Linked DNA regions of Homo sapiens: region 2 is linked to region 1. Evidence: read pairs that join two places in POLR2A ChIA-PET (ENCODE). Cell type or tissue: IMR-90. All regions are shown on one strand. Links, peaks and the distances in the headings refer to the core of each region. The heading gives the core; the rest is flanking DNA.

Evidence for each region. ChIA-PET counts read pairs that join two places held together with the same protein. Peaks named below come from ENCODE experiments on the same cell type or tissue, not always from the same donor. Only the 100,000 strongest peaks of a DNase experiment are listed, where the experiment ranks them.
Region 2: POLR2A ChIA-PET joins it to region 1 with 10 read pairs; 11 of 35 experiments call an interaction of 5 or more read pairs at or near these places.

What each region holds. Positions count from the first base shown.
Region 1 is chr15:60,382,487-60,396,919 of GRCh38, forward strand. It overlaps ANXA2 (annexin A2), which reads right to left. Exons shown (of 13, transcript NM_004039.3): 2 at 3,542-3,600. The coding sequence starts at 3,589. It also overlaps the pseudogene RPL36AP44. Among named protein-coding and RNA genes, the nearest start is that of ANXA2, 8.3 kb to the right of the region's middle. RefSeq lists enhancers at 8,514-9,105, 10,253-11,452, 13,846-14,433. In IMR-90, for the core only: a CTCF peak has its summit at 8,950; a DNase peak (open chromatin) is centred at 8,875; H3K4me3 peaks cover 203 bases; H3K27ac peaks cover 1,856 bases.
Region 2 is chr15:60,485,870-60,503,252 of GRCh38, forward strand. RORA (RAR related orphan receptor A) reads right to left here. Exons shown (of 11, transcript NM_134261.3): 8 at 16,891-16,998; 9 at 15,090-15,200; 10 at 14,023-14,135; 11 at 2,415-11,750. The coding sequence ends at 11,586. It overlaps RORA-AS1 (RORA antisense RNA 1), which reads left to right. Exons shown (of 6, transcript NR_120342.1): 2 at 2,655-2,722. Among named protein-coding and RNA genes, the nearest start is that of RORA-AS1, 15 kb to the left of the region's middle. In IMR-90, for the core only: no CTCF peak of the experiment used is centred there; no DNase peak of the experiment used is centred there.

The DNA of each region.
Region 1 (14,433 bases), core at 2,040-10,039:
CCTCTTGTTGAAATAACAATGCCTAATATGTTTTCCTATTGTTTCTTTTAACAATTCAGATCATTCTCATACTAGGTAACTAGGTAGGTATTAACACACCATCACACTTCACGCAAGCAATTTCATTTTTTCTAATAAGAATTCTTCAAAGGCTCAGCTAGTTTAGAATATGCTGTCTCAATTTCAACTTCTCATCTTACTTTTAGTGAGAGATCAAAAGTAGACAATGCAAAGCTGGAGACCTGAAGCCAGCATTTACTCAGGATGGCTCTGAAGACCATTAAACTGGGCTGGCAACAATTCGAAATAAGCTGAAAATGTGGAAATGCCTCAAGGACAAGGGTGTTTAGCTAAGTTTCTGCTACAGGTACATGAATTTCTACTGGGCCAGTGTTGCTGAGCTTACAATTCAGATAAATGAGGGAAGCAGCTTCTCCCACCTCTTTACTTTGGTCACCACTGTGGCACCAAGGTGGTCTGGCCAGACGGCCCACATCCTCCTTGTGTTTCCCCCCCTCTCCTCTGTATCCTTCCCTCTGCCTTTATTAATACCATCCCTTGTGCCTACCACCCTCCACTCTTCCTAAGATTTCTTATTGCCTTCTAAACCATACCCTCTTCCTTTCCCAATGCTTTTCTTTTCTTTTCTTTCTTTTCTTAGGTAGGGTCTCACTCTGTTGCCCATGCTGGAATGCAATGGTGTGATCATGGCTCAGTGCAGCCTCAACCTCCTGGGCTCAGATGATCCTCCCACATCAGCCTCCTGAGTATCTGGGATTACAGGCACCTGCCACCACACCGGGCTAATTTTTTCATATTTTTTGTAGAGACAGGATTTCGCCGTGTTGCCCAGGCTGCTCTTGAACTCCTGGGCTCTAGTGATCCTCCCATCTTGGCCTCCCAAAGTGCTGGGATTACAGGCGTGGTGGCTCACGCCCAGCCTTTCAGTGCTTTTCAAAGCTCATTATCCTTCCTGATCTGACAGATGGGAATCTCCCATTCCAGATTGAGGTAAGGACAATGGAGTGCTTCTACGTCAGTTCTCCTTTCAAGGTATTAACTTCCCTCCTTCTTTGAAATGCTCTTATAGTTTTCCCTCTCCCTGCTACCCAGTCCCAAAGCTAAGGGCAGACAAAGAGGATGTACATTGTGGTTGTGGTTGGCTGATGGCTGGTGGAGGCAGCATCACTGCCCATCCTCATCATCAAGGCTCCCATCCTGCAACCCACCCCAACCCCCCCAGCACATAATGCCCGTATAATGTGATGACTTGGCCTTGGCGCAGTTTCTGTGAAGAGTGAAAAGGCCAAGATCCGTGAGTTACTTCTCCACCCACAGGCATCACATTATAAACCACCCAGCACCCACGCCATTCCATTTTATTAGCACTGAGACTGTATAGGTGAGCATCTAAGATGCCTTCCTATATCTAGATGACTCCCAGGAGAGGCCAGAAATCTAAGTTCAGCATTTGACAAATGTTTCCAAACGCACTTGTGAGGACTATCTTGGCCAAATATTAAATCCAGTTCATATTTATAACCTGACATGCAATGCATTATCAAAGTATGTTCCATCTAATTTCACCACTTAAACTTTCCAGTAAGATGAACTTGATGACATGGAGCACACATTCAGGAAAAAGGCAAAGTGCTATTTTGAAATACTCAGTGTGTTTGCTATGGTAGCTATAAAATGTGGATGAAATCTAAGGAAAAACATTTTCCCATTTATTAAGAGTGCCATCGGTTATTTACAAGGCAGGCAGTCCAGGCATTGAGCCATATCATGTATGACTGCATTTACCAGGAGATATGTCGTCTTGTTCCAAAAACAACAGTGAGGGGGAAAAGTTTTGTGTCATTTTATAGTGTCTCTGGAAATGAAATTAAATCGAGAATTGAACCTATTACCTATAAAATCCACTTGTCTGAAATGAAATTAGTGAGACAAAGTTATCTTTTCTTTCCTTAAAATAATGGGGAACATGTGACATTTTCTATTTCTGCCCCACCTCTCCACACATAAGAAATATACTAGAGTAACTTCAGAGGCTACACAAAAAGCCCTCTTATAAAACCTGATAGCAAATACAATCTAAGTCCATTAGAGAAACAAATTATTTAGCACCTGAATTTGTCTGACTTCAACATGCAGTTTGTATTGTTCCCAAAAACAGCATGCACACGTTTCAAGAAGAAAAAAGATTTTAAAAAAACTCTATAGGCTTTATACTCCATACAACCTGTGCTTTCACAGGCTCCATTAATTTGAACATTTTGATGGCAAGTACCATGAACAATACAGAGGGTCTTGCACCATGTGACCCAAGTCACTGTCAACCCTCTGTTGAGTGATTCATTGCATTTTAATTTCAATCAAAGAATATTTTGAAAGATCTGTCGGATATGGCTACAAACCAGTATCAGTGCTGAGTCTGCGTAAAAGCCATTTCTGCCAGGATGACCTGGAAGATGTATAGTACCATTAGCTATTTTACATATTCATAATTTATATTCCACTTGATTCTAAAAGTATTTGAAATAATTTTAACTTCACATATAGCTTAAATTTTTTATTTGTAAAAAAAAGAAACAAATGCAACAGAATTTCTAGGTTCACATATTTCCTATGAAAGAAAATTCAGTTTAGTTCTAAATTCCCTAATAGCCACAGAAAAAAAGGAAACAGATGAATTACAATAATTTCATTATATTCTTGGTTTTTTAAAAGAAATATCCTAGCTTTTTTAGAGAAAATATTTTCCAGGTGTGAAATTTTTTAAAGTATAGGTCCTCGAGCCAGGCATGGTGGCTCCCACCTGTAATCCCAGCACTTTGGGAGGCCAAGGCAGGCAGATCACGAAGTCAAGAGATCAAAACCATCCTGGCCAACATGGTGAAACCCAGTCTCAACTAAAAATACAAAAATTAGCTGGGTGTAGTGGTGCACACCTGTAGTCCCAGCTACTGGGGAGGCTGAGGCAGGAGAATTGCTTGAACCCAGGAGGTGGAGGTTGCAGTGAGCCGAGATCACGCCACTGCACTCCAGCCTGGCAACAGAGTGAGACTCCATCTCAAAAAATGAATAAATTAATAAATAAAATAAAAGTATAAGTCTTCATCTGGAATAACTTCCTGGACACTGTAAGAAATCCAAAAGATGCAGAATTAGTTTTGATATGGCTGTGGCTTATGCCAACCAGTAATAAAATCCCAGGACATGACATTAAAAGTCATGTACCATCATAACAGTTATTACCAATGACATGCTAAGTATGGCAGAATAAAATTCCAGCCATTCCAGTGTCACTAATTCTGTCCAATTTTAATGTGAGGCCAAGAAAAGTTTCCAGTGCCATGATATTTCCTTCAAATTGAACTACTAGGAACAGCTGAAGTATTAAGAAAGAGGAGAACCAAATGATGACTGTCTGAATTGTCCCCATCTTCCTTAGATGTACAAGGATAGAGAGTAATATGGTTATCCAGAGAGATGTCCAACTTGCAAAAATTATATAAAGTGAAAGTGATATACTTACATCACCCTCCAAGCTGAGCTTGCACAGGATTTCGTGAACAGTAGACATTTTGAAGGAAGCTGGAAAAAAAGTACAACAAAAAGTCTTTATGAAGAGGCTCTCCTTTACTCTGAAGCACAGCGATTCATTATGCTAATTTCTACTCCTTGGACCATTTCATCTGACGATATTGGAGTAGTTTTTGCAAACAGATGCAATTCCCATCTTACGACTGTAAAAACTAAACCTCAGAGATGGTCTGCCTTGGGTTGGGATGGACTACTAAACTAGCCAGTCTTTCTCTTCCTCTGTGTAAACAGAACCTGGGGAGACTGATGTGTGAATGCAAAAACAAAATGTTCCCCATGGCTAATGCAACCTGTTCAGACAGGATAAAACTGAGTCTTCTACTTCTCATAAAAGGTGATGGGCTTGCCGAACCAGCCACTACTTCTGTATTTCTCACAAGTAATTAAACATATTGAGAAGGACCTGAAAGCTACGATGTGAATCGAAATTAGTAGCATTTTCATGTTGCCCTAATTCTTAATTGGAATCTTTATTATTACCCATAATTACTTTCTTAGTCCAATGATACTTGGAAGATATTAAAGTATTTATGAGAAAGACGATGGACAGATTTTCTGACCTTAACTCATTCCATAAAGGACTGAATCTGTTGTATTTAAGATTTGAAATGGTTGAAATGAAGTCATCTTCCAGTTAATATACTTAATGGGGCAGCAAAACAATAGCCTGATGAATTGGCTTTCCACCTTTGCAATCATACAGTTCTCGGAATTGATACACCCAATCCCTGCCAATAAGGAGTGCTCAATTGGTGGTAAATTTATCTCAACAGAGACAAGACAGGTCATCAACATAATCACCCCAAGAATAAAGAAAACAGAGTAGAGCTGCGTCCTGAAATAGACAGGAACGACATTTAAATTGCAGTGACTCCTGCTTTGGTCTCTTTTTGCTTAATATTCTTTGATCAAGGAAACTGCACACATGCAAATACAGCTTTCTATTCTCTTCACTTTGTTTAGTCTAAATATTTTCATAAAACTGGTTTGGCGAGAGTATGTGACATAGATATTTGCTAACTTATAGGAACATTTTGGACTAAGCAGATCCCAGGCCTGGTGTGGGAAGAAAGTGGGGAAATGTAAGAGGAGAGGATTCGCCTTTAGTTGTGGTGAAGGATGTATTTTTGCAAGATTCTCATCCTGGGCTCTCCCCCAGACCACTACTCTCTTCTTGATGCTCACAGAAGCTTTTTATGCACAGCGAAAAGTCAGTCAAAGACCTTCCACTTCCCCCACACTCACAACTCTCAGACAGCCTCCCCACCCCAATTTGTCCCACCGTTGGGGTATAATTCTGGTTTGTAAAAAGTATTGCTCTAGAAATAAACTGTGGTACATTCAGACATGGAATATTATTCAGCACTGAAAAGAAATGAGCCATCAAGCCATGAAAAGACACAGAGGAACCTAAATTGCACATTGCTGAGTGAAAGAAGCCAACTGAAAAGGTAATACAGTGTATAGTTCCAACTTCATACCATTCTGGAAAAGGCAAAATTATGGGGACAGCAAAAAGATCAGGGATTCAGGGGAGGGGATTATTAAGGCAATGAAATGATTCTATCTGATATTGTAATGGTGGATGCATCTATGTACAACACCAACAGTGAATGCTAATGTAAACGATGGACTTTGAGTGGTAACGATGTGTCAATGTAGGTTCATCAGTTCTAACAAATGTACCACCCTGATACGGGATGTTGACAGTGGAAGCTATGCGTATGTGGGAACAGGGGAACATGGGCATTCTTTGTATTTTCTATTCAACTTTGCCATGAACCTAAAACTTTCCTAAAAATGAAGACAATCGGCCGGGTGCGGTGGCTCACACCTGTAATCCCAGCACTGTGGGAGGCCGAGGCAGGCAGATCACGAGGTCAGGAGATAGAGACCAGCCTGGCCAACATGGTGAAACCCCATCTCTACTAAAAATACAAAAATTAGCTGGGCGTGGGGGCGGGCGCCTGTAATCCCAACTACTCGGGAGGCTGAGACAGGAGAATAGCTTGAAACCAGAAGGCAGAGGTAGCAGTGAGCCAAGATCACACCACTGCACTCCAGCCTGGGCAACAAGAGCAAAACTCCGTCTCAAAAAAAAAAAAAGACAATTTAGAATAGTCTTGCTCTGTAGCAGAACCGTCCAATACAGTAGCCACCAGCCTCATGTGGCTACAAAGCATCTGAAATGTGGTCAGTTCAAACTGAGATGTGCTATAAGTGTAAAGGACATTCTGAATTTTGAAGACATAGTATGAAAAAATTATATAAAATTTCTCATTTATAATTTCTTTCTTGGTAAAGGCAGGGTCTTGCTATGTTGCCCAGGCTGGTCTCGAACTCCTAGCCTCAAGTGATCCAAGCACTGAGATTACGGGCATAAACCACTGTGTCCAGCCCAATAATTTATATATTGATCATATATTACAATTACAACTATGATATGTTGAATATATCTTATTTCCATTTAATTTCCTTTTTCCTTTTTCCATTTTTTTTCCTTTTTTTTTTAATGTTTCAGTAGAGACAAGGTCCCACTGTGTTGCCCAGGCTGGTCTTGAATTCCTGGGCTCAAGCAATCCCTCCGCCTTAGCCTACCAAAGCACTGAGATTACAGGGGTTAGCCACCACACCTAGACCTTTTTTTTTTTTTTTTTTGTCTGAGACAGGGTTTCTCTCTCTGTTACCCAGGCTGGAGTGCAGTGGTGCAATCATAGCTCACTGCAGCCTTGATCTCCAGGACTCAAGAGATCCTCCTGCCTCAGCCTCCCAAGTAGCTGGGACTACAGGCGTGTGCCACTACACCTGGCTTTTTTTTTTCCAGTAGAGATAATGTCGCGTTACCTTGCCCAGGCTGACAGTCTTCTTGACAGAGCAAGAAATCTCTAACTTCAACATGGACCAAGAAACATTCTAGAGGGTCTCATCAGTATCCCTCAGCCCGAGAATTACCGAAGCAGAGGTGAAACTCCTAGGATGGACATCAAACCACCCAAGCCCTGGCCTTAACTATCACCCCTGGACTCAGTCAGAACTGGACCAGGTCTGCAGCAGGGGATAAACTGTTGTCATCTGCTGTGCAGAATTCTAGTCTCTACCATAAACAGGCAAGAAATAAAAAATGCCAAACGTAAAACAAAAGCAAAACCAGGGAACTAGCAAGTCAGAGTTGCAAACAGAGTTGTTTCCACTTAGAGAGTATAGATTAAATTCCACTTGTTTATGAAATCAGACACCTCACATTGGTTCCGATGTTTAGAAAATCTCAACTAGAGGCACGGTAACTTTTCATTGTGTTGTTCTTTCAAGTTGTCTTTCCAGCTCTGAGCTTTGTAGACTGCTGCCTACCCGTGTCCCACATGGGACTCCCCAGTACTGTGCAGATCAAAGACAATCTGATAGGCTTCTTTACACTCTCCATTCATGTTAATTCTTCTCCCACAGCCACAACACCTTGAGGAGACTGTTAAAAGCCCCACAAATCTTCCTTTCGGTTTCACCATTCATAACTGTGCTGCTCTTTCATCAAATCAGTCCTGCATGCCACCACCAACTAAATCTCCCCATTTAATCTTGTCAAAATCATTTGACATCATTCAAAATCAGTCCTCCAGCAGAGCCCAGCCTTCAAAGATGAGCATCAGAATCCTGTAAACAGTAAACAGTTCCCTCTGTTTACTCCTCAGCTACAGTTGACTAGGGCCAAAATGTGACTTGCCTCTCCGCACTCACCACTACTTCAGTATCTGCTCCAACAGGGTCACCACGACCCCTACTCTACAGAACTCTATCTTGCCTTTCACTGCCAGGGCACTTTTTGATACCACTTCATTCATCCATTCGGCAGAATGTTTTAAGTGCCCTACACGTGCCAAGTATTCAAATGGTGAATGCATAGGTACAATTCAAAGCAGTAGAAAGTATATGGTTGACCTCATCTTCCCTACATAGTCCCAGTCCCCCTACAGATTTCAGATTATCTTTACATAATGCAGGTGCTAAATCAACTTGAAAACAATGAGTTGCTATTTTGCATAACATTTATACTATGTATAACCATTTTGCAGAAAAAAAAAACAAAACACAAACATCACAATAACCACAAAGTCACACTTACCACAAAGCAGTATCTATGAAATTTGACATTATCCCATGCAGGTGCCTTTTGTATCCATATAAATATTTCCTACTTCATGTGAGTTTAATGGCAAACATTTTCACCCTAGAAATAAAATATGGCCACTTTCCTCCCATGCCGATAGCATTCCGGAAAACATGGTGAACATTCCTAAAACCCACTGGGCTTTCTGTAAGAAGTGTGGCAAGCACCAACCCCACAAAACGGCACAATACCAGGACTCCCTGTATGCCCAGGGAAAGCGGCGTTATGACAAGAAGCAGAGTGACTATGGTGGGTAGACTAAGGCAATTTTCTGGAAAACGGGTAAAATTACAAAGGAGGTTGTGCTGAGGCTTGAGTGTGCTGACCCCATCTGCAGATCTAAGAAAATGCTGGCTGTTAAGACATGCAAACATTTTCAACTGGGAGGAGATAACAAAAGAAAGGGCCAAGTGATCCAGTTCTAAGCATCATCTTTTGTTTTATTATGAGGACAATAAAATCTTGAGGTTATGTCCAAAAAACAAAACAAAATAAAAAGAAATAAAATACAGTGCTTGCTTCTTCACTCCATCAAATCCCCTAGCAATGCAAAGTCATTTTGCATATGATCTATTATTCGCTGGAAGGAACAGTTGGCTTTGCGATTCACTGTTTGTTAAAACATTAGTTTAATATAGCATATTTGACTAATGAGAATGTGTCAGTGTGCTGCTATCCTTGAAAGCAGGAAAAGGAAGTCTTGGCAGTGCTACTGTAGGTTACAAACACTGGTAATACGCAAGGAATTAATCAACGAACCCATACCAAGCATACGCTGAGCCTGCACTATATTAAAGGATACAAAAGACACTTATAAAACTGTGAAATGCAGACTTCCACCCTGCAGGACCTTTGAGCTCTCTTCCCTTCGTGCCTCTGTGACACACTGAGAGTCTAGTCCAGGGTCACCCAGTGAATTAAGTAGCTGAGGCAGGGCCAAAACCCAGATCCCCAGACTCCTGGGCCAATGCCCTTTCAACCTCACCACAATGGTTCTTTATTCCAAGTGATTAAGACACAGAGAGAAAGATCACAGCCATCAGAGCGGGATTAGTTAAGGGCTTAACAGGGAGGTGCTGTCTGCCTAGGCTGAGAAGGGTGAATCACCATGGGAGGTTCCAGCCAAGAAGCAAGGGGGAAGGCCTGGGGAGAGGGGAAGAGGAATAATGCCCCAGGGTGGCAGAAGAACAAGACTACAGGCTGGAAAATGAGCCACGTCCAGTGGGGTGCCCTGTGGGGAACCTAAAATATAAGTCTCTGAATGGTGCAAAGTTAAGCTTGCCTATGGAAATACTGGGGAACCTATGAGCCAAAATGATTGGGACTCAGTACTCATATTTATCTATTCACCAAAACATTTGCTCTGGAGGCAGAATTTTCTTACTGAAAACAACTACTCTGACTTCAGTGTACTTACTGTTTTGAATGAAAATAAAAAATAAAGCCTACATGCTGTATGAGACAATTTCACCTCTACTCACTCCTCATCACCGTATAAAACTCATAAATCCATTAAAAACAGAACCACTACTCCTTTTCTGGCAGACTTCTCTAAAGAACATGAAAATGGCAGTTTGCACCACTCTTTCCAACACTTCAACCTCACCCAGCTTGCCGACTGGTTTCAACTCTCCAACAAGAAAAAAAAAAAAAAATCAGCAAATTCAATCTGTTGATGAGTACATCTACATACACATCAGTGCCGTGCCTTCCATTCCCAGGGAGGGCAGGGTCACTAGACAACATCATTAAAATGACCCTTTATCAGAGAACGTTTTTCTGTTTAAGGAAATAAACTAGAGGTACAGGGAGACTCACTGATAAGAGCCATACCCACCTCAAACTGGTTTAAAATCATTCACTACTTGGGTAGGAAAACAGGTCACTTGGCCCCACCCTAATGAAAAGAACAGTTTCTTCTGCCTTGAAAAGGCTGATAAATGAGACTGTGAATGCCTGGCTAAAAAAGCTCACAGTGCAAGGCTGATCATTAATGAAATCAGTGCAGTTATTGAGAAACAAGTCATTTACATTTAACATAAGGACTATATTATTTAGGTTGGTGCAAAAATAACTGCCATTACTTTTAATGGCAAAAACCACAATTAACTTTTGTACCAACCTAATAATTTAAGGGTTTGTCCTTATTAAAAAAAAAAAAACTCTATAGATTTTATTGTATTCTATTGCTTCACTACGAAAGTGCAGTTACAAACAAAAAAAGGACAAGTGAAGCAGTTTTAACTTTACTCCCAAAAAGAAGAGTAAAAGTTTACAAAAAGGTTAAAACAAACAAACAAAAGAAAACTTAAAAGTCAACACTTCAAATAGTAAAAACACATTCTACTGAACTAAATTAAGAACCAGTTCCAAAAAGCCCAAATGTTAATCTGAACAAACAAAAACATACTGCAACAGGGCTGGTCTGCACAGGCAAATCTGAGTCTAATCCAGAAGTTTTGTGGACACACCCACTTCACAGTTTAAACGTGGAGTGTTGATGCGTTACCGCAAAACAGATTCTTAGCAACCATGGTGAATCAATCAGGGACTGGTGATTCAAATGAAGATTTTAAAGCAAAAATGGGTAGAGGTGGGAGTGTGGAGAGTTGGGTTCTCCATCAAAGCTCTTACTGTACACAGTCCTGGACACACAGTCTACAGGCCACACTGGAATTTTAAACTAAAAAAAAAAAAAAAAAAAAATGTACTGGGTGAGGAGAGGGGTTCCCACTGTACTCCATCCTCCACCCACCTACTGCATCTTTATTTATCAGAACCTTTTTGAAAGCAGATATTCTTCTCCTTGGTTTTATGGTCTTGATTAATGACTGAGTCACAGGGCCAACTCATTCCCCAGAATTCCTGGAATTCGGCCCAGTGACCTCGATCAAACTGAGCAGGAGGGACACACAGCACTTGCTCCAGCTTGTCTCTTCTGTGGCCTGATCTGAATCAATATTTGTTTGCTCCCTACTGACTTGTTGCAGCTTCATGCTCTCACAGCCTCTCTCTGCTGGTATCCTGATCTGGGGTTGGAGTGGGTGGAAAGAGACCGGCAGGAAGAATGATGTCACTTGGCATGAAGCACTTTCAGGGTTGGGAAATCCAGGCCTTCAAGTCTGCAACTCAATTTCAGTGTTTTATGGCCCACATATTGTATTTTCAACAGGGCCTGGCCGCCTACAGAAAAAAGTCTAATGTCAGCATTCAAGACCTTCCACACTGTGGACTTACCTACCTTTCCTTAAATATCTTCTATACACACACACATGCATACACGCATCCTGCACAGAAGAGTTAACTGGACTGTTAACTCTTCTCCAAACACGCTCAGCACTTTCTAAGTTCCCTCCACCAGGAACCTCAATCTTAATTAGCTGACATCTGAATGAGTCTTTAGGATACAGGAAATCATAAATGCCGCCTTTCTCACACACCCCTCCTTGCCCTGTGCTTCTGCAGCTTTTTGTGTGTCTGTGCAACATTAGAGTTACATGTGTAAAGTCTGTCTTCCGTATTATCCGCCCACAGGGTTTCCAACTTAACTCCCTCCTGTTTCCTCATAGGTCTGAGCACAGTGCCTGGCACACGATAGGCATTCAATTTCATCTTGGGATGGTTTACACACACTGGGTCTTTCTATATTAGAAAGTCTTTTTTTCTTCTTTTCCAACACACTCTCCTTCCTCAATTTTCTCTCTCCCTCAGACTGGACATTTCGAATGCAGTTCCAGTTCCGTGCATTCAGAGTTGGAGGCTTAAATCACCAACTTCTGCAAATCTTAGCAAAGCCCAGCAGGTCGCTTCAGGGCAGCCTCTTATCAACATATAGCCATGCCCCCCACCTCTGTGCTGTCAGGGATACTTGGACCCTAGCTCTGTCCATAGGACCACATGGGAACGTAACCTACAACTCCTAGCAAGAAGGCAGCAAAGAGGCAGGATGTACGAGTGGCCTTAGGACTCTGATTTCCTCTGAGCTGTGAGTGTATAGCCTGGGTGTGGCAGGGAGACAAAGGACATGGACAAAGGGCTCCATAACACAGTCACTCCCTAGAATAAGAAATTTCTACACCACACCTGGGGTAAAACTCAGGCCACTTGGGTGCTACCGACCTGTCCAGTTGAGCTCAGCTGGATTAAAAGCTTCAGGGTGGGCCAGGCATAGTGGCTCACGCCTGTAATCCCAGCAGTTTGGGAAGCCGAGACAGGCGGATCACTTGAGCTCAACAGTTCCAGACCAGCCTGGCCAACATGATGAAACCCTGTCTCTACTAAAAATACAAAGATTAGCCCGGCATGGTGGTAGGCACCTGTAATCCCAGCTACTCGGGAGGGTGAGGCTGGAGAATCACTTGAACCTGGGAGGCGGAGGCTACAGTGAGGAGAGATCGTGCGACTACACTCCAGGCTGGGTGACAGAGCCAGGCTCCATCTCAAAAGAAAAAAAAAAGAAAAAAAAAAACAGCTTCAGGGTGTACCCTAGAAGGGAGATTTGGAAGTCATCTGGTAGAACCACCCAGAAGGACAAATATGGGCATCTCCTGACCCCTACTGCTGACCTGTCCCTGGAGAAAGTAGATGAGGACTGCCTCTGGCAACAGCAGAAGAAAAAAGATACCAGGCAGTGAATGGGTGGAAAGAATTTTTTTGAAGGACTGGAATTTCCTCTGGTGTGGCCTACAACTAGAATAGGGTGTGGCACCAGGGCAAGTGAAGAGGATTCTCATGTGAAAAAAAAGAGGAACATTCCATTTCTATTTAATTCTCACAATTGAATCTGGAAGGCAGCTTAAGACACCATAATTTTAAGCAAAACTTCCCCGAGGTAGGTAAAATGTGAAGTTTAGGTCTGTGGAACAGCTGGATTAAAGGGGAAATGAACTCCCACCAAGTTTAGAAACTAGTATTAATTTGGGAAAATATAAAGTTTAAAATCCAACAATTCACTTATTTTGTCTCTTTTCCTTCTCTCTCCGCCAGATTTAAGGTCTAAAGAGCAGGGATTTTATTTTTGGCGGGGGTCTGTTTTGTTCACTGCTGTATCCCTAGTGCTCATAACTATGAGTGGAACACAGTAGGTAATTAATATTTTGTGGAATAAATGGTTGTTTAAAGCAGCCCACTAGAGCCTGAGACTCCTTTTGTGACAATCCCGCTCTCCTTTAATGAAAAATGTCTCCGCAGGCTCCAGGCTCTGCACAAGCGAAGGGTGAGAACAAAGGCTCCAGACAATGCATTAGTGCCAGATTCTAGGCCCAGTGGTGTAGGAAGAGCCTACAGCCCTCAAAATCAATAGCAATTATAGAAGCACATCTACTTTGCCAGGAAAACTACTTAAATCAGAAATTAGCCAGGAAACTAACGGCCATGACTGCGAGCCTAATGTCAATCAATACCATAGTTTAATAGCTCAAAGACACAAGATGCTAAATATTGAGACTCCAGTGCAAGACTGAGCTCCTAATCAAAGTCAGTGAGTCAGCAATATTTCCTGGGCATTTACCACAGGCAGTCTAGTTGGCACTGCGGGAAATTACAAAATCTAAACGGTCTCCAAATCACAAACCTCCAATTGTAAAAATGCACATACATGTCACATCCTTCCACTGCAGATGCAAGGGACATTTTTGGACAAACCCTTGACCTTTAGATAATCGACAGACTTGGAAGAAGGGAAGAAATTACTAAGCAGGACTGTGTTAACACTCCTGGCCCTTGCCCATCAAGGGCACCTCTGCTGCCCCAGTCTTACCAAAAATCTTCCTTAATATTGCCTGAATATTGCTGCTTTACATTCTATAAATTATAGATCTGTTTAGGTGAACGAGGGTTTTTTATTATTATTATGTATTTATTTTTTGAGACTGGGTCTTGCTATGTTGCTCACATTGGCCTTGGACTCAAGAGATCCACTAGCTTGAGCAGCTGGGACTACAGGCCCACGACCACGCCCAGTATCGTTGTTTTTTAAATAACAAGACTCCTCTCGGTTGCTGAGGCTCTTAGGACCACCAACCATTCCTAACTTAATGAATATCGATTCAATCTGCTAGTCTCTAGCTGGATGCAGGTCCGCCGAAATGGGAAGGAGGAAGGAATGCAGCGTAACTGGACCGGCCTGGATGGCTGTTGTAATGCGTCACGGAAGAGCCAGAAGAGCGTCTCTAAGGAGGTGGAAGGTGGAAAAAAGAAAGTGGAACAGGGGCAAAGACATAATTTTCCAATTAAAATAATTTACTCAGTGTCAACCTTAAAGCTAAAAAAAGTTCCAGAAAAATATTTCAGTGATTTAGTCTTCCTACACACACATTGCCCCTCACTACCCTCCACCTCCCCACCACCAATCCCATAATCAGGCAGTGCATGTTAAAAAGGTCTTTCAGGGCTAGCCTGGGAACGTCAGCACCTTCTGCAACACTGTTTCAGTGGGAAAGTGCATTCTGCATTCCAAGTCACCAAGTTCCAGACAGGCACAGTAGCACACACGTGTGAACAGAATCCATCAGTACAGTCTGGGGCCCAGGCCTTTGCACACCAACAACTTAAGGTTCTTGGTAATGGCCCAGCGTGCACCCATGAGGCCACTGCTCTTTTACACACGCACTCAGAACACCCACAGCTTTAAAACGGCAATCTTACTACAAAAATGACACTTT
Region 2 (17,383 bases), core at 5,193-13,192, 110 kb after region 1:
GGTGTTTTCACAGACCTGTTAGGAGAAGCTGAGGCCTCTGCACCTGCCCATTTGGTACAAATGCACGTTAGATATGAAGTCCGCTTTTAAGGGGCTAGACTTGACCCTTGCTTCCTCTTGCCTCATGAAGAAAAGTTTAGTAGTAACAGTAGCAACTAAGACATTCTTGAGGTCATGTCTTACTGACCAGTCTATGGTTATTACTTTTGCTTTCTTTCCTAGACTTTATTAATAACCTGACATTTGTTATCCTTTCTGCTTTTCCTGTGAGATCATCAGGAACAGAATTTTAAGAAGTCTCTTCTATATTCCCTTTTACCCTTTTTGAAACTGAGCAAGCTAATCCAGGATAAAGAGGTGGCTGAAAATCATTATTTTTGGCAAAAGGAGTTTAGGCATGAGTTTGGGCAGAGATCTAGAGGTGACAGATTACATATTTTAAACTCTGTTTTCATTAACTCTCAATTTCTGCAGACACCGGAAAGTGTAGTGTTTATAATTATGTAGAACTTGATGGTCTACAAAGATTTCACATGCATAATATTTCATTCTTTTTTTCTGAGGTAGTTGAAAATAAAAGCAGGATTAGGGATTGTTTACTACTTGCAGCAACTTTGGGGAATAATTCGGATATTTATTGAATGCTACTGAGTGCAGGGGATGCTTAGGCATTATGGTATGTGGAGGAAAATGCTAGCTCAGTTGCCTTTATTCTGACTTCAGAGTATTTTATAATTTGAATGTCCTTGATATTACATTGAAAATAATTGATGATGAGGTTTTTGCACCATTAAAATGGTGTAATACTAAGCTGATGCTAAATTTATGGTTCACCCCTAAGTAATTTACTCAAAAGAAAGGGTGGGAGTGGGGCCATGACACTGCAGGTAGTCAGAGACTCTATTAAAAGTCTTTGGCAACATTTCTACAATTCAATTTTAATGACTTCTAAAGCAAAAATGACAATCTATGCATTCAGGATTTCTCTCCTTCTGCACTCAGGGAAGATAGGACTAATCAGTCATGGCACCCTTTTCCTATGAGACAGGAAGCAACTTCAGAATTCTCAGTTCTGCATTTCCAAGAGTGACTGTCAATCAGTGGGTGTTATCTCACAAGTTAATACCTTTTTCTTTGCCTTCTCTGATCAAAAGGGTTGCTTGATCCTTTTAAACATTATTTTCCCTGCAAAATGGCAGCAAATAATTTTTTTTTTTTTTTTGAGGCAGAGTCTTGCTCTGTCGCCAGGCTGGAGTGCAGTGGTGCGATCTTGGCTCACTGCAACCTCTGCCTCCCAGGTCCAAGCGATTCTCCTGTCTCAGCCTCCTGAGTAGCTGGGACTACAGGCACGTGCCACCAGCCTGGCTAAATTTTGTATTGTTAGTAGAGACAGGGTTTCACCATGTTGGTCAGGCTGGTCTCGAACTCCCGACCTCGTGATTTGCCCATCTTGGCCTCCCAAAGTGCTGGGATTACAGGTGTGAGCCACTGCACCCAGCCAATAATTTTTTAAAAAGTGCCTGGCCAATAATTTTTTAAAAAGTGCTACACTGGCCAGGCGCAGTGGCTCATGCCTGTAGTCCCAGCACTTTTGGAAAGACGAGGTGGGCGGATCATGAAGTCAGGCGTTTGAGACCAGTCTGACCAACATGGTGAAACCCCGTCTCTACTAAAAGTACAAAACTTAGCCGGGTGTGGTGGTGTGTGTCTGTATTCCCAGCTACTTGGGAGGCTGAGGCAGGAGAATCTCTTGGACCTGGGAGGCAGGGGTTGCAGTGAACCAAGATCGCACCACTGCACTCCAGCCTGGCGACAGGGCGAGACTCCATCTCCAAAAAAAAAAAAAAAAAAGCCAGGCACGGTGGCTCACACCTGTAATCCCAGCACTTTGGGAGGCCGAGGCTGGCGGATCACCTGAGGTCAGGAGTTCAAGACCAGCCTCAACATGGAGAAACCCCGTCTCTACTAAAAATACAAAATTAGCCGGGCGTGGTGGTGCATGTCTGTAATCCCAGCTACTCAGGAGGCTGAGGCAGGAGAATTGCTTGAACCTGGGAGGGGGAGGTTGCGGTGAGCCGAGATCTCCCGCCATTGCGCTCCAGCCTGGGCAACAAGAGCGAAACTCCGTCTCAAAAAAAAAAAAAAAAGGTGCTGTGGTATACACCGGTGCTTCTCACACTTTAATGTGCATACGGATCACCTGGGATCCTATAAAAAGGCAGATTGATTTAGTAGGTCTGGGTAGTGCTGGGATTATCCAGTTCCAACAAAGTCGCAGGAGATGCCGTGCTGCTAGTCTGGACCACACTTACCTACTCTCTCCTAGACCCTTCACTAGAGACAGGATGTAAGCTAGGAAACTATGTACAGTCCAATTCAATAACCAAGAAAAAAGAAGAAAAACAAGGCAAGTGTTCCATTAGAAGCTGAAGTTTTATTATAGGATAACAGTACATAAAGCACATCTAAAATTGATGTGTTCAATGCACTTTTAATAAAGGTAATGTAATATTAAAGGTACAGTTTCTAAGTACAATATAACAACATTCATATTAGAATGAAAATTGGAGTATTTAAAAGACAACATTAAATCTCTCTTTTTTGTACAGCTTGTATTTACAAAATGAATCAAAATATTTTTTTTTTAAATTCAGGACTCAATAAAATAAACAGCTGGAAATAAGCAGACTAGTGTAAGAGTGAATTGAAAAGAAAACCCAAGGTAAGTGAAAAGTTGGACGATCCTCTAATAAAGATCATTAGCAAAGTTTTAGTTCAATACTAGTTTTAGGATTCCCATAAATGGCTTGCATTTTTAGTGTGGCAGAAAAGGAGTTTTTACATACTGTACACAAAACAGACAGCATATATTTATAGGTACAGTATTACTGTTTCCAAACTTGCATGTATATTTACAGAAGGCTGAGTTTGTTTACTCAAACAGAAGTTTGTGAAATTTGTGTGCTTAATCCTCAAGACCTACACACAATTAGAATCAGCATTTCATGTGGTCTTTTTAAATGTGGCTTTAATACTTGGTTGTAGAGGAGAATGTTAACCGTAAGGCTTGGCTTACTTTGTAAATTTAACAAAACAACCCAGGAAAAACGTTTTAATTGGGGCACACTTGTTATCATTTAACAATTGTCAAATGCTGACATGTGCTAGCCATTGTGCAGACGCAAAAAGATACAATCTCTACCCTCAGGAAGCTTAGGATGCTAAATCGTGCTTTAAAAAAAAGGTTTCAATCTCTTTCCAAGAGAGGCAGTTAAGGAATGATGTGATTTATATTAAAAGAGATTTCTCCCTCAACTGTAGCCAATCCACTTTAAAAGGTTAACTACTAGCATTAGCTCTCATTAACCACACAATTGCATTTATAATTAAGGTAACAGCAACTCTTCCACAAAAATGGAAAATGTCTAGAATTGTGGATAAATATTGCAGTGCATGGAAGCCAATAATCATGGCTTGAGAATTTATCACCTTCAGTTACAAAAAGTGCAGTAAACAGAAACATTTGCTCTACATTTATAAATTGCTCAAAAATCTTTGCTAAAGATCTTACAAATTCAGTAATATTACAGAACAATTCTAATCAATATTTAATAAGGTTAACTACATCCTTAGTTAGATATTTGATAAACTTTGCTTTTCAATAATGCCAGTAGATCTTGGGAGAATGGGTAGAAAGGCTTAATTAAGCTACTTATTAAATAACTTTGAAAATGAAGGTCCTTCACTCAGTTCATGGAACTGGTTGAGGTCATACTGAAACAGAACATCCCATGTCGAATTTGCTTTATGGCCCATGTTATGGCAGAGGACGTCTCCATCCTTCTCATGACTCAGGTAGGAGGGGAAAGGTTTATTCTGCCATCAAGCCATCTAGGATATTTTATGTAAATGCCCATTATCTATAATAGGAGCTAAGAATACAACTGTGTTAGGTGCCAGTAATACAATTCCTTAATAAGAAAAAAAAGTATATTACTCCATTAAACAAGTTTCTTTAGGATCTTGAAGGCCTGGCAAATTATTTTTCAGCTTAGGAGATATGCTGTAAAGCCAAGTAGCAAACATAAAGTAAATGCTAATAAGTTTCCATATAGCCATATTTATAAACAAATTCACCCTATAGATGTCAAATATCCATACTAAGGAAGTAATTTTATCCTAATTAAATACACTCTAGAATAATTTATATAATGATATTATGTATTTAAAGAGAAAAGCATGTCCCAAATCCAGCACTCTGATACAGCTGCCAGTTGGGCATAGGTAGATATATATATATATGTATATATATACAAATATATAGTTATACTCAGTGAAATTAACAAGACCCAAAGGTGGTATTGTCTAGGAATAAAAGGGATAATTTTTGTTGTTCACAAAAGTAACTTGTCTAGCACCACACATCAGAAAAACACAAAAATAGCACACTCTAGTTCTAAACAGCTATGTCTAAAATAGATTATATAGTAAAACCGGTATTATACAGCATATTGTGGATTTGATAAACAGATAAATATTTGCACTGAGTAGGCTGTTTATAATATAACATTTTCTTATCTATACAGAATGAAAGCCAAAAAGTTAACTGTATAGAGATGTGCAGAACAACATTAAATATTATGACTCAAAAGCAGGGACAGGTAAATTTGAAAGAAGAGTAAGAGAGAAAATGTTTACAGGCCGTTACAAGTTCTTAAGTTAATAGTAAATAAGGAATCGATTGCTCAAGTTGAAGAAAGCAGTAAACAAGAGATTGCATTTACATGCAGATGTCTAAAATTTGTATTTTTTAAGTCTATGCACAAAAGTCATTTGTTTTATTGCTTGACATTCAGTTATGGCTAGATTATTTAACCTATTTTTTTTGTACTTTGGAAACAAGAATATTGTTAAAGGTGCCATAAAAATGGACAACACTGAAAACAGTTTGCAAATAAACCACCTAACACTGCAGTTCTTTATACATATTAAAAGCCTTGTCTGGGGTTTGTCATATGTTAAATATTATTTAAAGTGGGAAAATATGTTGTAGCTTGAAGCCTCCCATTGGCCCAAACATCCAATACAAAAACACATCTCCACAAAAGGAGCAGGCAGACAATACAGGTACATTTATAGAAGCAGCCAGCTAATGTCCTAATGTTTAAAAATTTACCACTGTTTAATATGAGATTTCAAACTGTGTGGATAACAGGAGAATTTTGGATTCAGGAAGATGTATACAGTACATATGGATTTTTTTTGTGAAATCATTTTCACTATATTGCTCAAGAATTATCTGCATTTACATATGCAATCTGTTCAGTGATAATCAAGTTCCTAGAAATAGTATTCATCCACATTAAAGTAATAATGATGAAAAAGGAATCACACATGAACACTGGAGAGAATTTAGTTGTTCTTAGAGAACAACATAATGGCATGTGCAACATGTCAAAGCTAATAGCAAGCTATCTTTCATTAGTTCTTAGAAGGATGAAAGTAAAAGAAGTGTGGTACTGCTAATGTGGCAAAGTACATTAAATGTAAACAGCAAACACAGATTTCCTAGGCATCTATTTAAAATATTCATATTCACTTTCTCAATATAAGACTCCATGTTATGTTGCATCACTGACAAAAGGTTGTTTCTATTTGGATTGAATATTCTGTCATTCATTTATAAATAAATGACTGAATGTATTTATTGCTCTAAGTTCTGAGGGTTTGGTTGAACATGGAGATCCCCCCCGCCCATCTAGGATGGCTACTTGGTGTGAAGTCAGGCTTCTGGATTCTTTTAAAAATTATTCTGAGAGCCTGACAACACTGATCTCACCTACACAAACAGACAGACAGACCCAGAAGTGAAACCAATTGCACTGTGGAGACATTGCTAGTCAGTCTTCTCATCTCTTAAAAATAAATAGCAATAGGAAGGTCTCTATAATACAATCTGATGGAACCTCTTTACTAACATTATGTTTAGGGATAGAATGAAGACCTGTATCATAGACTCTTACCAATAGATCAAGATTTACTGTTGCAATTGCGTTTCTGGGCACATTATTTGATCTATAATATAAAGTTGTTTTCATGGGGTTCTATATCATAACTTTATAAGAAGTGGCAATCACATGTTATGTAAAAATGTCAACGTGTGTGTGTATACACACATATACAAATACACATAGAGAGGAGAGATTTCTACCATTTTCCATATTCTTTATTATCAAAAACAACATGGTAAAGGTATCCTTTTCATCTTACAGACATGGGAAGTTTTCCCAGATTATGTTCCTCTATCATAGTAAGAAAATATATAAATCTTCTTGTGAATGTGTATCCCAAGGTGGAAGAATCAGAGCCAACAATTACATTGAACTTCTCTGACTTTATGGAAAGTAATATGTGGAATATGATAACAAAACGGTATTTCAAAAATATAACATGTAACACTAAATGTTGGCTCGAGTTGCTGCTGTCATACAGGCAGGTTTTGTTTTGTCTTTAAACATTAGCTCTTGTAATGCATCAGATATAAACTACACATGTAGAAGTAAGAATTGTTTTCCATGAAGGAATTTTTGGTTTGCTTCTAGAGGAGAACCCATGAAAACAATAGTTAATTGCTGGTATTTTAAAAACATATTTCATCTTTTACCTATATCACTGTACTGATAGGCAGGTCTCTCCTCTTATTACTGGATTTTAAAATTTTCATCCTTAATATGTAGAATTTGAAATAGTTTTTAACATATGATGCTATATATATATTTATCATGAATATTTTAATTATTAGAGAAATGGTAACTGGAATATGCAAGGACTATACTTTGAATGATGCTCTTTGCTGGTACATTATTAATTTATCTTTTGAACACACTGGCATAACTTTGCTTTGGAAGTTATTCAGTGTTTTGAAACACAAGACTGACGAGCACATCAAGTTCTAAACTCAACAAAATGAGACGAGAGTAAAGAGTTTACACACACGCAGTTCTATATAGTTCACTTGTGCCTTGGAGGGATAGTATTATTATCATTATTATTAATAATAAAAAACACAATTTGTCCCAGTAGTACTGGCCACCCTGTTTTAAGAGTTTTAGGAGATCCCTGAGCACATTGTTTCTGACTCTTAACCCCAACTCCAAAATGATAGGGCTTCTATCGTTGATACCAAGATGGATTGTCATTCACAGTAAGTCAATTATAAGGTGCTTATTTACCCTTGTTTTTCACCAGTCAGCACAAAGAACTGTCAGAAAATAACTTTTTATTATTATCTTAAAATAATAGCATTGGAAGGACATATGATTTAAACAATCAATGTTGGAAACAGTGGCTTTAGGATTATTATCTGGCTGCCCCTCAACAATAACAAGTGATTCGATCGACATTCCTTAGCCAAAAACAAAAGGCAAAACAAAAAAAACCAAAAAACAAAAAAACCCCAAAAAACTGTACAAATATGTATTTTTCCCTGAGGGATCAAGGTACACCCGCAAGTGCTCTATGTACATATTGCACTAGAGAGGAATGAAGAACATGTGCAAAAAAGCAACAATGAGAGAAGCTTACATACTACTTAAACCTTTTCATGAAAGATACTACTAGGTTGTTTTGCATTTTGGAATGTCGGAACACAACAACTAGCTATTCCTTAGTCTAAAACTAAAAACACACATTTCTACTATGGCACATTCAATGAAATAAAAAGTTTTCCAAAGACAGATAGACAAATTCCATCAAGAAAATAATACAAAGTTTGTTTGTTTGTATTTTTTTTTTTAGAAAATTACATTACTTTCTTTCTTTGTTTCACATTACAAAATCTTTTTTTCTTTACACAAATCACATTTTATTGCAGGAATATTTCAAGTGCCATCAAATATTTATAGAAGGGTTAAAAAAATAGAAGTCTCTCTAAAGTGGTCCAGACAAGGCTTTGTATAGAATAAATCTTTTTTTCCCCATCTTCTAGTTTTGATTTAAGTATTTTGAATACATTTTCTTTTCCATTGACACTTAGTAGCCTAGAAGCGGTCCGACGCACACACATCATACACATGCAAATCACACACACACACACACACACACACACACACACACACACTCCTTCCTCACCTGACCCTCAGCCCACCCCCATACGCTCACAGATAACTGGGTATCCACACTATAAAGAACAACCAAACTTAGAAGCAGTGTCTTAAGTCATGTTTTTCTTAAGTTAGAAAGGGTGAATTAGGATGCTGAAGACTTTAAAAAAAAATCCATAGCTTTAATACACGTTAAGATGCTGAACACTTTAAAAAAAATCCGTAGCTTTAACACAATTTGCAAACTGTCCAAAAAGCACTTTCATCTGTACTTTTGTTTGCATTGTGACCAAGGCCAGGTTTTTCACAATATAATAACCATTTGGACACCATTGGAACAGAAGGTATTCAGGCTTTGTACAAAAGCCTTATTTGCCTTATGTAAAAAAATTGTACAAAGGCATTGTAGCAGCGGGGCTGACAGTGATGTGGTTCCAATCCTTAAAAGACTATTGGAGACTGAAGTTTAGGAAACTTTAATTATAAAAACTATTAAGGATAATTGTTCTGATATCACCCAAGTATTTTATGTCATCACATAGGTGTTTTTGTAATAATGAAGAAAGGAAAATGCAAAGTTTTTCACATCCTTTTCTGAGCTCCATATTTTTTTTAAACTGAATTTATTGTTTAACATCAGATCCCAACTTAGATCCAAATAGTAGTCAGTTGTTTCCTTGTTTCATGGAGCATGTCTCTGTCTACAATTCCATCCTATTATGTCAATCAGTGGACTTGGCTCTTAAGCTCCACCGCTGCTTTTCTTTCAGAAACACCTGGGAAGAAGCATCATATTACCTATCTTGGTTTACCGTAAAAGCAATGTCACCATGGCATGACTATTACTGTGGTTAGAGCATGATTGTTTGTAGGTACATGCAGAATCCCTTCTGGGAAAAGGAATTTCTTTTTAAGTTCATCATTATGTTCTCTCTCACCCTTAGAGAAATTCAATTAGCTTTTATTATTTCACAAATCGACACTGGAATTAGGTTTAGTTGCTCTTTAATGCGCTAGCACCTGAGGCTGGTCATATTCAGAAAGCTTTGGTTAAAAAGAAGTTAATATACTTTAATAAAACCATCCCCAAATTTAGTGAATCTGAATGACAAAAAAACAAAACAAAACCAAAACCAAAAAACTAAAACACAAAACTCAAACAAAAACAAAACACCATTTCCCCCCAGAGGAGAAACAATAGAAAAAAAATGGATGAATAAATAACTGAACTAAGCTTGGTACTCTTTTCAGAGTATAAATACTACTGATCTTTAAAGGAACTATGCTTACTTAAATTAAAGATTTGATTTAACCCTTCTTGCCCCAATATAAATACTATATGCTGACAGTTAGCATCTCTCTATAAACACATAAAATTTTACATGCCTGTAAGAAATTTAAAGGAATATTACTCTTCTATTTATGGTTAAACTCTTACTATGTTTTTGGAAAAAAAGTTGGATGTTATTTAGGCTTCATACACACATCTGTGTGAATAATACCTTCCCCTTTTCCAAGTCCCTCAAGAAACAAGTCAGAAAAGTCAGTGGAGTTAGAAACAGAGTGAAGTGCTCTGGGAAGCCCATGCTGGTAACCTAGCATGACGTGAAGAGCTGCAATTCCTGTAGAAGATTCCGCAGGGACCCCAATGGCAGAGGAGACTATTTCTCAGACATAAAGGGCTGCATGGAAACTCCTACCTTAACACCCATCGGAGATGTTCCCTTTTCTGTACAAAATGGTCTTTGACCAGTAGTTTGAATCCCACCCCTAGTGCGACTAAAATCATCGTCTAAATGCCTACATTCCCAAAAGGTCACTTGTTTTTAAAATATGCACATCTGTTTATCAGACTATTCCTTTCCCCTTCCCCCACTAGGGATCATTAAAAAAAAAAAAACCATGAAATTAAACAAAAACAACTCAGTATTTCTCACCTGAACACACAAGCCAAATAATCTTCTAAATATTTAATAAAATAAATTACAGTCCACAGTTTCCTAGTGAAGATAAATACAAGAGTAAATGTTTGCAGCTAGCATCAACTTCACTTTAAAGGCTTAAAGTATTTAATATTTAAATAAGAGAAACTGGTTCAACATTGTATGCTTCCCTCACCCTCCTATCCATCGTTTTTCAAATATGGAGAGCAACATTCTTGAATTATAGCATCTATTGACAACAAATCTAGAATTAGTTCACTCTGAGATAAACTCATAGGGTTCCTAGATTATACCAAGAACATAAACATTCACAAAGTAAATACTTCATGTCCTCACATGGGGAGTGTGCATTTGCTCAGGATATAATCTTTGGGTCCTTCTTATAATAAAAGCTAGATTCCAATAAATATTCTGGTTGTTGATTTGTTCTCAAAGCATAAGAATTCCAAGTTGAGACCGAGTCCATATTTAACTACTGAATTGTGTAAAATGAGCTTCTCCTCCCCCTCGCCTCCATGAGGTGGCATTTTAAAAAGCTTTAAAAAAAAAAAATGAGCATGATGGTATATGTCCACCACGCCAATCAATCATTCAACTTTGTATGAAGCATAAACACATCTATCATTAAACTTACCAAAAAGCAAAGTATAATTTAGGGAGAGTTCCGTTTCTAATTCCAAATTCACATGTTAAAAAAAAAATCCAACGTGGTGATTTCTAGATATGACCAGCCAGTCTCTTAAAAATAATTTTGTAAACAGCAGCATAAATACCTCCCAACGTACCTTCCAAGCCTTCTCAGTTAAACTTGTGTTTCTGGTGCACATGCGACACGACAGTGAACACGCTAGCATTTAATTTAAAGAAAAAGGTGCAAAATGAAAGTGCCTTATCAATTCAACAGGAAAAGCTACACCAGTAACTACATTTTATATTACTTAAAACAATATATAAACAATATCTCTTTTAGCTATATATAGTCTTCATGCCCATTTACCCTGTAATATATTATAATGCTATTGTTGCTACTGCTATGGACCCTTTTCATGCCATCCTGCGGACTGGCAATAATCGGTGAAAAAATAAAAACTTCCTTCATGAAACAAAGAGCTAGTTGTGCAAAGTAATGCCGCAACCTCCGCTATGCACACCAGTCACCGATTATTGCTGGACTCTCTGTTGTTACTGACAGATTGGTGACTCTGTAGAAAGTCTGTGGGCAGTGAGCTACAAGAAAAGGAAATCCTCCGACTTTAGTACCCTCCTCCTGTTGTAAACAGAGGTCAATGATCAAGAAGTCAAGACAGAAAAAGGGTCCATATCTGTAGGCATAATGGAAATCATATGCATGAGAAAAACAAGTTCAACTTTTATTTGTTTTCATTGTTTCCCCTCCTTTGCCTGACCCCGATCACCAAAAGATGTGCAGTGTGTGGCGCTCCAGGTCTGTGCAGGGCCATATAAAGTGTCTCGGTTAATTTTTTTGTTTGTTTTTCATGTTTGTACTTCAGACATTCTAGAAGTGCTTAGGTGATAACATTTACCCATCAATTTGCATTGCTGGCTCAAATTCTGAAGTGAACAACTCCTTGTATAATGGAGGAAAATGAAGTCGCACAATGTCTGGGTATATTGCTTTAAATGCCATTAGCTTTTCTGTATGTCGTCCACATAAGGCTCTTAAGGTAGACACCTTGCATATTAACTGTAAGTGAAAGAAAGGACACACCGTCAGGCAAGAACAGGCATAAGCATCAAAGATCAGGGAACCTGAATGATCTTTATGACATTGTTTATAATGGTGAAACACACTTAAAGCAACTTAAACATCCAGTAGCAGAGGATTGGTAAAAATAAATGATGGCTGGGCGCGGTGGCTCATGCCTGTAATTCTAGCACTTTGGGAGGCCGAGGCGGTTGGATTGCCTGAGCTCAGGAGTTCAAGACCAGCCTGGGAAACACGGTGAAACCCTGTCTCTACCTAAAAAAAAAAAATTAGCTAGGCATGGCAGCGTGCGCCTGTAATCCCAGCTACTCGGGAGGCTGAGGCAGGAGAATTGCTAGAACCCGGGAGGTGGAAGTTTCAGTGAGCCGTGATCGTGCCACTGCACTCCAGCTTGGGTGACAGAGCAAGACTCTGTCTCTTAAAAAAAATAAATAAATAAATGATGATATAGTCATGTCATAGAATGCCAAGTATACATTAAATATGATTTTCAAGATGAATAATTCAATAACTAGAAAAGATGTTCATAAGCAAAAGTTGGCACAGCTTGTCAGCAGCAGACTCATACAGAACCCAAGGCTCTTGACTTCTTCTACTCCAAGATGCCTTCTGCTCTACTTCCTGGAATCCTGCCTTCTACCACTGTGCAAAAAGATGTCTAGTGATGGAGAAGCGGGTGAGGGGCAGTGGTGGGTGGGTAGTGAAGGCACTGCAACTGGAAGTGATGGCATCCTCTACACATTTTATCCAGAACTGGCACTAGTCAACTCCGATAACTACACGTTTCTTTTCGATAAGGAGTTTTGCCTGTAATAAAGCAATGCTGGGTCTGAGCAAAATAATAGAGTCAGAAGGCCTGGATGGAGGCCCTAGCATTGACCATTTACCAGCTGAGGGTAATGACACAATTTGCAAAATTACTTTTAGATTCCAAAGCACCTCACAAAGGCAAACTGCTTATTATTTTAACCCAGAATAACCTTCTCTAGGAAATGTTTTCACCAGATCTTGTCCACATGTTAAGTGCTGTTTATAATCAGAGATCCTAATGGTACTCTTGCATTTGGGCAAAGAGATGGAGAGTGAAGCTCCTGACAGGGCTCCTCCCTTCCACTTCCCATTCCTGCCCGTTTGCTCATTTAACAGGTGCAAAATCAAAAAGCAAAACAGCAATTAACCCCCAGTTACCCCTTTCTGGTCTAACATAGCTATAAAGGAGAAAAAAAAAAAAAACAAGCAAACAAATAAACAAGAAAACAAAACCAAAAACTTCTCACATCATCTCACACAATAAAATACATAAAATAAGAAAGAACAGGGCTGATTGTTCTAAGACCAAATACATACTACTAGCAATGGCACTGAAGGATATTAGCACATTTAAAAAATTGACATTATAATCATATTTATTGTGAAAGATAATGATTGGTAAAAATGAAACCTTATGCTTTGAATACAGAGTAGTGATGGGAAATTGACAAAAATGCAAAAGTCATTTACTGTTGATGACTAGTGAATTTAATGGAAGTAGAACTAATATTAGTATATATGGTCATCCTGATTAAGTCTTTTAGTCCTTTATAACTTCTTCCTAAATTCAAAGATTATAGGCTGGGCACAGTGGCTCACTCCTATAATCTCAGCTCTATGGGAGGTGGAGGAGGGAGGATTGCTTGAGGCCAGGAGTTCGAGACCAGCCTGGGCAACATAGCAAGATACCCATCTCTACAAAAAATAATTAATAAATTAGCCAAGTGTGGTAGCACATATACCTGTAGTCTTAGCTACTCAGGAGGCTGAGACAGGAGGATCTTTTGAGCCCAGAAGTTCAGGGTTGCATAGAGCTATGATTGTGCCACTTCACTCCAGCCTGGGAGACGGAGTGAGACCCTGTCTCTAAAAAATTAATAAATTCAAAGATTATTTTTACAGTTTATGTCAGTGCAGAATATTAACTCTGCTTTATGCCTAACTTTGATGGAAGAGAATTTCTAGAATGTAACTTTTTTTCCTACATTGCCTTATTGCTGCAGGACACTTTGTAATCAACGATAGTAAGTATAATTTAGACTGAATAATGAGCTGTGGCTCAACAGAATTTTTTTGAAATGGAAATTTATTTCTTTTTAGTAGCCTGTTGCCTTCTGATACTTTTGGGAATTGGTCATATGACTTACATGACCATATTGGCAGCATGATTTGTGCCAGGGGATAGTTCAGGCCATGCCAACTAGAAGCCTTTGGCACTCACCTTTGTTAGTATTCCATCTTCTCGGTGATTCTTCTGTAGGACGTGTTGAAGAGCTAGCTGAATTTTCTGTTGCAGTTTTTCAATTTTTACCTTTTCTTGCAGCCATGAGCGATCTAAGCATAAAAAAATGATATTCTTTAGCATTCCTCTGACATGGTGTCAGGATCCTTCTTCTCCGGATTCTTTTGATACGGATAATTATATCACAATGAATATTTAGAGACTCAGAGGCCAGTTTCACTCCTCTTTCAAAATTTCTCCTAATGGAGTGAAAAGTGATCCAAGGAAGTTATAAAACAGGGTGTTAAACCTTTCCATTTTTACCAATACTTAAAGGAAGGATCCTCCCCTTCCAAAGGATAAACAATTAAATATGAGGCCATACTCATATGAGTGCAAATGAAACCATCATGGCCCCTCGAGACGTTCTAATAATTATACTTTGGAATGAAATATTCATTATCGATCCTGCTAGCTTTTTTGAAAAATAGGAAAGTTTTCTTGTAATCTTTGTCAACTAAAATTGTCAATAGAATTCCAACTGACTTAAGGGTTGTTAATTTAGGATAAAGTCTTTATGTCTAAGTCTTCCAAATAGAAGGTAGTAACTTAGCAAAAGTGATTATCCCCAAACATGCACTACTGGTTGAAAACACAGATTAAATTCAGATAATCTAGTGGATGACATCTAAATGGATTTTAACAAAAAAATAGGATGTCTTAAAAATCTTGTTATCCTGGAGACTGGTGTTAAGACAGGCAACCCTATTCCACCACAGCATTTCTCTTGGTATCAGGAGGTTAATTCTGGACTGGATTTTGTTCAATTCTCATTTCTTTACATTTTGTCTGAAAGGCATGAGGTTTTCTCAAAAGAATATATGTTTGTGTTGGATGGGTGGAAAAGAGAGGGTGTTATTTGAAGACTTAAAATCCAATTTAATAAGGGTGGAGACCTCTCTTAGTAGCTCCCAAATATTTTATAGCTATTAAACGTATGGGCCTTGTAAAAATTCTTTATCTTAGACAATTCGAAAACCATTTTTATTTTTATTTGGTTGTCTTACCTGCTGACATCAGTACAAATGCAGAAAATAATGCAATTTCATCTTCAGTCAGGTGCATAGAACATAAACTCTTTCCAAATTCAAACACAAAGCTAATAAAGTCTTCACAACCTGCCAAAATGAAAACAAAGACAGTTTAGAATTTTGATTATTGTCTTAGGAGAAAAACCTAGGTCTTAGGTTTTCCTAAGGTTCTCCTAAGTCCAATAGAAGGTCTTAGGAGAAAAACATGGGGAAGGTGAAGAGAGATCTAGTGGTTGAAGATCAGAAGGAATAGTAGTAACATTTCTACAGTATAATAGTTTAAAATCTTAAAAGAAAAATCTGTTTAGTCATCACCACCACTTCCATCACATCACCATTGCCACTGTCATCCTCATTGAAAATAATGAGATTGAACTTTTGTTGTGTGACTACTGTGGCAAGTATTGCTCTAAGGTATTTCTTTGGGTTTCTTCTTATTTTAAAACAGCTCTATGAAGGAGGGATTATTATTATCCCAATTTTAGAGGTAAGGAAACTGAGACTTGGAGAGGAAAGTAATGCACCTAAGGTCACACAGGTAGAAAGTACAGCCTAAGAAGAAGCAAAGCTAGGCTGACTGATTTCAGAGCCTACACTTTTAACCTATAGAGTCTAATAGCCATATTCTAACTGATATGTTAAATTAACTCATTTTTGTTTTCAACTCTATTTCATCTGAAACATCCTTAAAAATGTTAACAAATGACATATTCTGGTGGTAAAACTATTATAACTATTTACCAACCTGAAAACACAGAATGTGAAAGTCCCCTAGAATAATAATCCGTTTTCCAAAAGACTGGTTAAGTTTGGTGTCTATTCCTTCAGATTTGCATATTTTACATATAAATGTATATATTTAAATGACAATGTGCTACATGACAGTTCATTATATATATCATCTGTCATATAACTTTTAAAAAAATCACTCATTTTAGATACTTATCCATTCTTCTTAATAACTATGTTCATTTTATTTAAATTATAGAAATCCAAAATTTATTATTAATTATTCTGAGACAGAGTCTCAATCTGTCACCCAGGCTGGGGTGCAGTGGCATGATCTCAGCTCAGTTAAACCTCCACCTCCCGGTTTCAAGTGATTCTCCTGCCTCAGCCTCCTGAGTAGCTGGGACTACAGGCGTGTGCCACCATGCCCAGCTAATTTTTGTATTTTTAGTAGAGATGGGCTTTGCCATGTTGGCCAGACTGGTCTCAAACTCCTGACCTCAGGTGATCCGCCTGCCTTGGCCTCCCAAAGTGCTGCTATTACAGGCATGAGTCACCGCACCTGGCCCCAAATTATTTATTATAAATTATATATCATGGTTTCACTTAACTGTAACTTTTATTTCTTTGATATCTGCATTTCAGTCTCATTAATGGTTACTGTTTGAGGGGGATGGAAGGGCAAAGCTTTTGCCCTTTGCTTAATTTTATGTATCAGCTCACATCCTAAAGGTCATCCGAATAATATATCACCAGCAAATCTGGTTTCTTAAAATCTGGAAGGGAACTGGAAGGACACGTCATATAAATCCCTTTGATTACCAACTAGATAAAATGAAACTCTACATCTTTACAAGTAATGTAGACAAAAAACTTTTGAGCTATATGACTTTTCTACAGTGACTAACTAGAAAGTAAAATAGGTATAAAACCCCTTAATTTTTGTTTCTAAATAAAGTTTTCATTTTGTCCAAGCAGAGCTTTCACTCAACCCGCATCTTTTCCTATAGCCCTGATTTGAAGAAAAGGCACCTTGATATCCCCTTACCTAAGGATTTGAAGACGTCGGGGCTGGCATACTTCCCATCAAAGTACACGGTGTTGTTCTGAGAGTCAAAGGCACGGCACATTCTGATAAACACCACCTCTAGAGAACCTAAGCAGAGGCAGAAATGGTTTGGGTCATTTGGGTCATCTGATGTTAGTGAGTTTGTTTCTAAGCTGCTCATGTAGAGACTCCTTCTGCAACAGCATGGTGGGTGTCGTGTGCAGTTTAGCTAGCGGGTTCTCAGTCACATCAGCTGTCTATCCAAAAGGGCAGAGTTTTCTATGTAATTAAAAGACTGTTGTGCTGAAGCTAAGCCCTGTTTAACTGAAGTGAGGGTTGATTTATAAATTACTTCCTTAGCACTCTTCTACCTCGCAATGCAGAGTCTCAGAGTTGCTAGGAAAGCATTTATTCATATGTACTAAAACCAAGAATCAAAAACAAGTATATCTTTCTGAGTTCTACTTTCTTCTTCCTAACATCATAAACTCGG